Linked DNA regions of Homo sapiens: region 1 is linked to region 2. Evidence: chromatin loops called from intact Hi-C (ENCODE). Cell type or tissue: PC-9. All regions are shown on one strand. Each heading gives the region's core, and the rest is flanking DNA. Links, peaks and the distances in the headings are about the cores only.

The links. Hi-C counts contacts between places; a loop is a spot of excess contacts. Peaks named below come from ENCODE experiments on the same cell type or tissue, not always from the same donor. Only the 100,000 strongest peaks of a DNase experiment are listed, where the experiment ranks them.
Region 1: it touches region 2 in a loop (9-fold over the local background); 2 of 110 quality-filtered maps call a loop at or near these places.

Annotation. Positions count from the first base shown.
Region 1 is chr9:116,658,278-116,663,542 of GRCh38, forward strand. The region is part of intron 16 of ASTN2 (astrotactin 2); the gene reads right to left. Among named protein-coding and RNA genes, the nearest start is that of TRIM32, 26 kb to the right of the region's middle. In PC-9, for the core only: CTCF peaks have their summits at 2,980 (motif pointing left) and 3,182; a DNase peak (open chromatin) is centred at 2,994.
Region 2 is chr9:114,736,588-114,741,852 of GRCh38, forward strand. No RefSeq gene overlaps it. Among named protein-coding and RNA genes, the nearest start is that of TEX48, 57 kb to the left of the region's middle. RefSeq lists an enhancer at 2,399-2,448. In PC-9, for the core only: a CTCF peak has its summit at 2,465 (motif pointing right); a DNase peak (open chromatin) is centred at 2,484.

The sequences.
Region 1 (5,265 bases), core at 536-4,535, 1.9 Mb after region 2:
TCCTATCTTCACCTGAAAAAGCTGCAGTGGCCTATACCAACAGAACAGAAGGAGCTGCATGGGGATTAGCCCAAACCCCCAGAGGTTGCCCAGTGAAAAATGCTTGCTTCCTCTGAACTGTATATGGGTCACATAGAAGAAAGAACTGGCCTGGAACTGTTTTAAGCCCTACCCAAGAGGAATCTAACAGAGTGATGGGTCCCCCACAGTGAATCTCCATGAGGTAGGAAGCCAGAGAAACAGTAGGTAGGAAGGGATCACTGAAGCCAGACAAAGAGAAATGGCACTGTTCCAGGTCTTACGAGAAGTCCCAAGCATTGGGGACCGCTGAAAAGCCCCTGAACAAGCCCCCCAAGACAAATGGCCAGCTTTATAAAGATGCCAGGACCAGAGACCGCAAAGCCAGGTAAAATAATTCTGGAGCAAGTATGACCTTCCTAATCCTGACCACCGCTCTTTTTTTTTTTTTTTTTTTTTTTTTGCTTGTACTGTGAAAGAAGGGGAAGAAGAGGTGCAAAGTAAAGAAAGAGCATGAAGGCCAACCATTCCCACCTCTTAATGCTCCTATTGGGAAAGATACGGAGATTTTATTTGTCAAAAGATTTGATTAAAATATTGGACTGGAAATCCTAATTCCTGATTTGAAAGTATGTTAGCAATGTAAAATATCGATGGTGCTGCTGCCTATTCCATAAGTGATAATAGATTAGATGTGGTCTGCTAAGATTTTCATCTAGAGGTAGAGGAAAATTATCCCAGTAAACATATCACAAAGAGTGGCAGAATCAACACATATGTATATACTTTTGAGCATACTTGTTTTCACAGACTATATTTTGACTATTCTCAATTTGCAGTATGAACTGAATCGTTTATATCCTCATTATAGTACATGTCACGTTTTTATTATTTGATTTAATATAATAATTAAATGAATATATTTCTCTCCAAATATACCATAAGTTTCATGAGAACAAGGACCATGGCCATTTTTAATGAACATTTGCATTCCAAGCACAGAGTTCACTGTTTGATATCATGTAGACAGTCTGCAGGTAAATATATGAACAAATGAATAAATGAATGCATAAATCTGACTCCTGTCCCACTAGTGTAATGCTTATCAGACTTCAGACCAACTATCCCAATTTATCACCACAGCCCCAAAGACAGTTGGTCTTTGTTTTATTTTATTAATGTACACTTGATAGATCAGAGAAGTAAAGTAACGTGACCAAAGTCACACAGCTAGCAACTAGTCTAGCTGTTTCTACCCAGTTTTTCTGCTCTTTCCACTGTCCATATTTCCTCTCTGAAAAACTTTCAGCACCAGTTTTCACTCCTACAGGATGAGTCATATCCGTTCCAAATATTTGTATCTTCCCATTACCTCCCACCCCCAGGTAATGCCCCCAATCTCCTCCACCCATTTCCATGGGCTAATAGGGTCTCCTGGGTGGAAAGCATTCTAAAGGTCACCTGGTCAGAAATCCCATCTAATTTTTCATTTACCACCAAATAATCCTCCAATTTATTCTTGGACATTTCTAAAGATGTGGAAATCAGTACCTTTCTAGGCCTCAAGTTCCATTGTGGAAAGGCTCTATTAAACTTAGACTAACTTCTCATCCAGGAACCACACTTCTCATCCTAAGCATCAGACCCAAGCCCAGAGTTATGTACTTTATGCTATTAGATGTCTTATCTACAGTACTCACGCCTGGACTCTAGTTGGGGTGTGGGGTCATACTACAATTAAACAATTAACTAACTAGGTAGATGAAATTCCTATCCCAGGAACCATAGGGCATTGTTGGGTGGCTTCTGAGAAGGTATATATGTATGAGTATGTGTATGTTGTGATGTATGTGTTGTGTTCATATTGCAAGCGCACACACACACACACACACACACACACACACACACATTTGGGGAATGGAAAGAAAAGCAACAGTGGAGATTCCAAAAATAAGAAGACAGAATTATAAAACTGCCAAACCCTAGGACAACTGATTTCCTAACCTAAGTGAATTTGCAAGCTCTTCCCCTAAATGTATAAGTAATAAGCACAATTACAGAGGGGCAGCTATAGCACAGTGTTTTGCTTGAGTTTAAATTCCATCTTTTTTGTTTTCTAGCTGGGTGACCTTGGAACAAGACCTTAACCTCTCTAAGCCTCCATTTCCTCATCTGTAAAATGCTAATAATTTTAGTACCTAAATATTGGATTATTTGGAGGATAAATGAGAATCAGAACTTAATGAAAAATATCCAATGCTAGCGTGTCAAGAGCATCATCAGAGGTCATTTGTTCCAGCCCCTGGCATTCATCCTAGCATTATTCAATTCTTGTACATGTCTGAATCTGTAAATCTTCCCTTGAAACCTGCCTGATGCTTTAACTGTCAAAAATTTCCCCTTAAATTACCTGTCTTCTACCTACAAGAAGACAGTAGACCAGGGTAGAATTGAATGCGTAAGTCCAAAACTGTTGAGTCAGACTACCTGATTTCAAATCTTAATCAAGTCACTTCACCTCTCCAACCTTAGTTTGTTCATTTGTAAAATGGGGATACTAACTCCTCATCCAACTCCTCTAGGAATAAAACAAAAGATGTTGTGCTAGCACATTTTCACCTATGATCTCTCACAGTTCTCCACCATCCTACAAAGTAGGGATTGTTGCCCCCTTTTACAAATGAGAGAACTGAGGCACAGAGTGATAAAGTATAACTTGCAAGAGGACACCTGTCTTCAAGTGAAAGCAGTTAAATTTCTGAGGCAGGTCATACTCTCTGTGGGAAAGGGACCCCTGGACACTGCCCAGTAGCCTAGTACTGGCCAGTGTCTTGGCCAGAATCAGGAATCAGTCGGCATTGAAGGGTAACATTTACTTCTTCCTCCTGGGACAAGGCAGGTTGTGGCCAGTAACAGGAGGCTGAAAAAAAAAGGTCATATGTGATCTCCTGCTGCCCTCTAGTGCCTACTTAAGATGATTGCTCTGGGGAAATCTCTGTTCTGATCCTTTCTTGGCAAAGAAGGATCATTGTGTGCAAAGCAACTTCCACTGAGGGAAGCCAGGGAAACAGTAAAAGCTAGCTATGATACAAGGAAGCTTAGTGCGATGAGTAAAAGAATTCTGAAAGAGCATTTGCTGAGAAGGCCTATTCAGTGCCAGGTTTACAGCTAGGCACAAGGGGGGAAAATATGAATAACAATTTGTTTCAATCCTTGTGGTACTCAAGTGTAGAGACCTGATGGGACGTATTGGCTGGGAAGGAAAAAACAGAGATGGAGAAGGAGACGCTTAAGATATGGCAGAGAGAAAAGATAATTGATGGAGCAGGATCTTAAAGAAGACAGTAAGAGAAAAAATTCCAAGGTGGTAATGGAATGGATGCGGTCTGAACTTCATATACATCTGGATGTGAAATTCAGTTGGTCAAAACTAGGCATGCAACCAGGCCCTCTTTGTATAGTTACACAAGTTGAGCTCTGTAAAAAGGTGACTCACTCATAGGTGGGAATTGAACAATGAGAACACTTGGACACAGGAAGGGGAACATCACACACCGGGGCCTGTTGTGGGGTGCGGGGAGGGGAGAGGGATAAAATTAGGAAATATACCTAATGTAAATGATGAGTTAATGGGTGCAGCACACCAACATGGCACATGTATACATATGTAACAAACCTGCACATTGTGTACATGTACCCTAGAACTTAAATTAAAAAAAAAAAGAAAAAAATATATATATATAAAAGGTGACAAGGCAAAAGGGTGGATGGGGACTAAATCCACCCTCAGCTTCACGTGCCATGCCTGTGCTCCTGCAATTGAGTACAAGTAGAGGAGCTCCTCTTCCTAATTCATATAAGAGGTAACTTACAGGCTAGCCACAGCCCTGCATGTGACCATAGACAAGCTTCTTCCTCATAGTAGTCTCTGCTTTTTATGTATAAAATAGGCGAATATCACCGACAATATAAAGTTGTTGAGATTTAAGATAACGGGCTGGGTGCAGTGGCTCATGCCTGTAATTCCAACACTTTGGGAGGCTAAGGTGGGCGGATCACCTGAGGTCAGGAGTTCAAGACCAGCCTGGCCAATATGGTGAAACCCTGTCTCCACTAAAAATACAAAAGTTAGCTGGGTGTGGTGGTGGGCACCTGTAATCCCAGATACTCGGGAGGCTGAGGCAGGAGAATCACTTCAACCTGGGAGGCAGAGTTTGCAGTAAGCAGAGATTGCACCATTGCACTCCAGCCTGGGCAACGAAAGTGAGACTCCATCTCAAAAAAATAAAAAAATAATGTAGGGTCATGCCAGACACTTAATAGCCACCCAAAACATGCCAGTTCTTGTTATTATTACTATTATTAGTATTATTCTAACAACATAGTCTTATTTTTAATGCAGTTTTGCTTTTAAGATGGTGATAGGAAAAGTGCTTGGTAAAGGGAGAAGACAGAAAAGAAAATCATATTTCCCAATCTTCTATTCTTTGCCAAACACAAGACATTGTGGATCTCATGGAATCCTCACAACAGTGCCTTGGACAAGTAATGTCGTAATTTTTTACAACTGTAATATACAGCTGAAAAAACAGAGTTTCCGAGAAGTGACAGACTGCAGTCGAAGGTCATTAGGCATTCAAAGACTGACTCCAAAGCCCCTTTTCTGTCCAAAGGAGCTGAGATGGATCATTAATAGGAGAACGCCTTCTCTTTCTTGGGATCAAGTTCTTTTACTTTCTTGAAAACTGTGTTTAAAACTTACTCCTCAAGAACGGATTCCAAGATTAGTTCCTTCCCAATTCCTTCCTCCTCCTTCCAATCACTTCTCAGGCTAGGGGTCAAAGAGGAAATGCTCAGAAAAGATTATTCTTGGACAAGGCTTACGGAATTGGAGGCCTCTGAGATGCTAATGACCTGCTTTAGATAAAGACTCCCAGATTGTCCCACTTGAACATATTTGAAGCAGGAGAGCAGACCAACAAGGTATACCAGCCCACCTTGGGGCCAGTAGGAGGCCACTTTGGGGCCAGGGGGAGGTTGCCAGTTTCAAACATCCAGGAGGGTATGAACATCAGCTGGAGTCATCTAGGAACCATTAGTCAGTTAAGGGAACCATTAGAAAACACTCTCTTACTGTTTTCCTGGGGGTTCACAGTCTTGCTTTCACATTTCTAACTATTTTTAACAAAATGTTAAAAATACTCATGTTAAAAGACAACCTTTAAACATGTTACCAGGCATTACTTT
Region 2 (5,265 bases), core at 483-4,482:
CTTCAGAGTGGGGTTGGGTTTAAAAGCATAGACTCTGAAGTTGGGTGGACTTGAGTTCAACCCTGGCTCTTCCACTTATGAGTTGTGCGATCTTGGATAAGTTACTTAACCTCTCTGAGCCTAAGTTTTTCCATCTTTGGAGTGGTAATGATTAACAGTGACATCTTTATAGAGTTTTTGTGATGATTGATTCAACTCATGCAAACCTCATAAAATAATGCTGCTATCAGCTATTGTTAGTATTGAGTGATAATAGTAAAGAGACAGAGCAGTGAATCAGGCTAAGCTTCAGGGATTCGTCAAGAAATGAGAGGAATGGCCAGGTTATTCCACTGTGGGTGATTAAAAATCTGTACATTTGTGTTGCTTTGTGATCTTTGGACAAAGTCCACTAGATCAGTGGTCCCCAACCTTTTTGGCACCAGGGACCGGTTTTGTGGCAGACATTTTTTTCCACTGACAAGGTTGAGGGGATGGTTTCGGGATGAAACTGCTCCACCTGAGATTATCAGGCATTAGATTCTCATAAAGAGTACACAACCTAGATCCCTCTCATGCGCAGTTCATAGTAAGGTTTGTGCTCTAATGCTGCTGCTGATCTGACAGGAGGGGGAGCTCAGGTGGTAATGCTCGCCCAGCTCCTGCTGTGTGACCTGGTTCCTAACAGGCCACAGACAGTACCAGTCCACTGCCTGGAGGCTGGGGACTCCTGCACTAGATTCTCTCAGTAGCCCTGCAAAGCTAGCAGGGCCTACCTGATGGCCCTCTACTATCAACGAGAAAGCTAGGCCATGCAGAGAGTGGGAGGACAAGTGACTCACTCAAGGTTTCTCTTGCTTTTTCTTTCTCTTCCTTCCTTCCTTTCTGCCTTCCCTCCCCTCCTCTCCCTTCCTTCCTCTCCCCTCCCTTTCCCTCCCCTCCCCTCCCCTTCTGCCTCTCCCTCCCCCCTTCCCCTCCCTCCCTCCCTACCTTCCTTCCTTCCTTCCTTCTTTGCTTTCTTTCTTTTCTATCCTTCCTTCCTTTCTTTTCTTTTTTTCAATTGATGAATAATAATTGTATCTGTTTAAGAGGTATAATGTGATGGTTATATATATACATGTCATAAAATATTAAATCAAACTAATTAACATATCCATCACCTCACCTACTTACCACTTTTTCCCCCACCTGCTCTTTCTGGGGACAGAACTCAGGTGGCTTATTTGAATCCTACTTTGGTTGAAGTTTTCCGTGTGTGTGTGTGTGTGTGTGTGTGTGTGTTTATGTGTGTTTAGTTTCCAAAGGGACTTAGAAAATAAAGACTTCCAAAAATCCCATTAAAAAGGACATTTCCTCTCCATTGCAAAGACCCAACATGACCGCTTCTTTCGGCATTTATTAAAATGGCAAATTGGAACTGCTTGAGTGTGGGTTCTTATGGAAATCATGCGTGGGCTGGCAGCTGTGTTGGCATGAGGAGGGTTTGCTTTGAAGCCCTCTGAACTGTTCTAGCTTCATAGATAAACACCTGTGGCAGAGATTGGTCTTTAAAATAAAGGGTCTTTCTCTAACTTGTGTAGAAATCAGGTATTCTGTTGTTCTTTTCTCTTAGAATTATCCAGTTATGCTTACTAGTGTTTTCTTTTTTTTTTTTTTTTTTAAATGGAGACGGAGTCTCACTCACTCTGTCACCCAGGCTGGAGTGCAGTGGTGTGATCTCAGCTCACTGCAACCTCCGCCTTCCAGGTTCAAGCCATTCTTCTGCCTCAGCCTCCCAAGTAGCTGGGACTACAGGCACACCACCACCACACCCAGCTAAGTTTTGTATTTTTAGTAGAGACGGGGTTTCACCATGTTGACCAGGATTGTCTCGATCTCTTGACTTCGTCATCCACCCACCTCAGCCTCCCAAAGTGTTAGGATTACAGGCGTGAGCCACCACACCCAGCTGAGAAGTGTTTTCTTTCCATGTTTCCAAGAAGTTGCCATAGTTATAGCTTGGGTTATTTGTACCAAAAGCAAAACATTAACATGGTACATTTTAAAGAGAATAACATAACTTTTTGACAATATAACTGGGTGGGGAAATTACCCAATCTTGGGCAGAATCCAGCTAACCTGCTGCTGCTGACAGCATGGCTGAGCTGGGTCAAGGGCTCAGGGATGTAGGGATATGAACCACAAACATGAAGGTTTGGTGTTTCATGGCAGAGAGAAGGACCTTGGCCCTGGATGGGGGTCGAGGGTTTGAGGTCTGGCCTTGGCTCTGACAGTTGTCCTTGGTGTGACCTTAGGCAAGTCACTCTCACTCTTGGGTCTTTCATTGTCCCATCAGTAAATGAGGATGTTAGACTAAATGGTGTCAAAGATCTCTTTCACTTCTGAAATTCCACGATTCTGTGAGTTCTGTTTTTGTAGCCTTGCAGCCCGTTTGAAAACCATACCCTTTCCATTTAAGCCCACCAGAGGGCGATATGCCCCACGTGTTGGTCCTGCCCCGGTCCAAGAGACCTAATCACTGGGTTAAGTGCCTTAGAAGAGGAAGCCATGACTCAATCCCTGCTTCTAGGGAAGAGAGATGGAAGTGGACACTATTTAAGTTGCTTCTTGGATCTGCGATTGACCAGGGCTCTTCACGTCCATTTTCTCTTTGATTTCATGTCAGTTCCCTGGGCCACATGCCAGTTTCTTATTTCACAGGGAACCAAGACTTAAGGAATTGAAAGGACTTACCTTGGACTAGGTGGGTTTCCAGTGGTAGGCCCAAGACCTTACCTCTCCATCTGTGACTTGTCCTTCTGGGCCTTTTCCAGTGGATCTCAAGAGGCTGCCTCTGTTTCTAAGGGGCTCCTGCTGAACTAATAAGACAATTTACACATGAGTTGATTAAGGCAAAATACGAAACCGTATTAGAGTCAGGACTAGGAGCTACACTGCATGGATAGACAAACACTTCTTTCCAATGAAGCTCTTCTTCTGGGATTTGGACTAAATGATCTGTTAAATGTGAACTTCCATAGGAACTATAATGGTCTTGATTCTATGTTGCAGACAGTGGAATCCACTCTGGCTCATTTAAGTAGCAAAGGAATTTTTGAAAGGGTATTAGGAAACTCTCAGAATCTCCAGGAGAGGCAGAGAGTGAGAATCTGAAATTATGTAGCCAGAAACCATGACTAATTCCAATGTGGGGGCTTTTCTAGAAAAAAACCCACTGCTACATTTGCTTGCCCCCTCAGATGTTCGGAATTGGGCACATCATGGAAACTAATATTGACTGAGCATCTCCTATACAGTGGGCTTTGTGCTGGGCATGTATCTTATTTAATCCTATGGGATGGGTATGGTTATCCCTAATTTATATATAAGGAATGCAGGCTTGGGGAGTTTGATGACTTGCTCAATGAAACCCACCTCTCTCTGACTTCAAAATCTAGGCTCCAACAGAACAAGAGAATATGGACTTTGGGTTGAAACTAGGAACCACCACTAGTCCCCAAAGGGCAAATTCAAGGGAGGAGGGACTTTCTCTGTGTTTCTTACTGCCTTTGTAACTCTTTTATTGTCTAGTAATTTGGAAGAAGAGGAGCACAAAGGAATGTTAAATTCTAATTTTCTATTATTATTTTTTGCCTCTGGTTCTTCTGATCAGTAGAAATAGCTGCAAAGGAAGGGAGTCTTTCCCATATGATGCTTTGTGGGCATTACTTGGATCTCTCTTTGAATAAAAAATTGTTGGACTTGGAAGAGACCATGACATAGATTTATTCAATCTTGTTAGTTTATGAACTGGGAAACTGATTAGAAAACTACTTGCCCAAAGTCATATACTGTAATAAGATAATGGCTTTCATGCATTCAACAAATGTTCAATGAGTTGCCTACTACTTGCCAGTAAATGGACACAGTGTAAGATAGACAACTTCTCTGTTGCCATGAAGCTTTATATAAACAGAGATCCTAGAGGTAGCTTCACTTGTAGTTCTCCAACCTTCAAATAATCTGAAACAAAAATACTTTTCGCTCTTGGCTAGCCACATGTAGAAGAATGAAATTGGATCCTCATCTTATACAAAAATCAACTCAAGATGGATTAAGAATTTAAACCTAAGACCTGGAACTATAAAAATTCTAGAAGATAACATTGGAAAAACCCTCCTAGACACTGGCTTAGGCAAGGATTTTGTGACCAAGAACCTGCAAGCAAATGCAATAAAAACAAAGATAAATAGTTGGGACCTAATTAAACTAAAGAGCTTTTGCAAGGCAAAAGGAACAGTCAGCAGACTAAACAGAAAACCCACAGAATGGGAGAAAATCTTCACAATCTGCGCATCTCACAAAGGACTAATATCCAGAATCTACAACAAACTCAAATCAGTAAGAAAAAAACAGACAATCCCATCAAAAAGTGGGCTAAGGACATGAATAGACAACTGTCAAGATATACAAATGGCCAACGAACATATGAAAAAATGCACAACATCACTAATGATCAGAGAAATGCAAATCAAAACCACAATGCGATACCACCTTACTCCTGCAAGAATGGCCATAATAAAAAAAGCAAAAAACAGTAGATGTTGGCATGGATGCGGTGATCAGGGGACACTTGTGCACTGCTGATGGGAATGTAAGCTAGTACAGCCTCTATGGAAAACACTGTGGAGATTCCTTGAAGAACTAAAAGTGGAACTACCATTTGATCCAGCAATCCCACTACTGGGTATCGACCCAGAGGAAAAGAAGTCATTATTTGGAAAAGATACTTGCACATGCATGTTTATAGCAGCACAATTCATGATTGCAAAATCGTGGAACCAACTCAAATGCCCATCAATCAACAAGTTGATAAAGAAACTGTGGTATATATAGATGATGGAATACTACTCAGTCATAAAAAGAAATGAAAAAAGGCCACTGCATTTGCAGTGACCTGGATGAGACTGGAGACTATTATTCCAAGTGAAGTAACTCAGGAATGGAAAACCAAACATCGTATGTTCTTACTGATATGTGGGAGCTAAGCTATGAGGACACAAAGGCATAAGAATGATACAATGGACTCTGAGGACTTAGGGGGAAGAGTGGGAAGGGGGTGAGGGATAAAAGACTACAAATAGGGTGCAGTGTGTACTGCCTGGCTGATGGGTGCACCAAAATCTCACAAATCACCATGAAAGAACTTACTCTTGTAACCAAATACCACCTGTACTCCAATAACTTATGGAAAAATGAAATAAAAAAATAAAATTTAAAGTAAAAAACACTTTTGGCTCTTTTTCT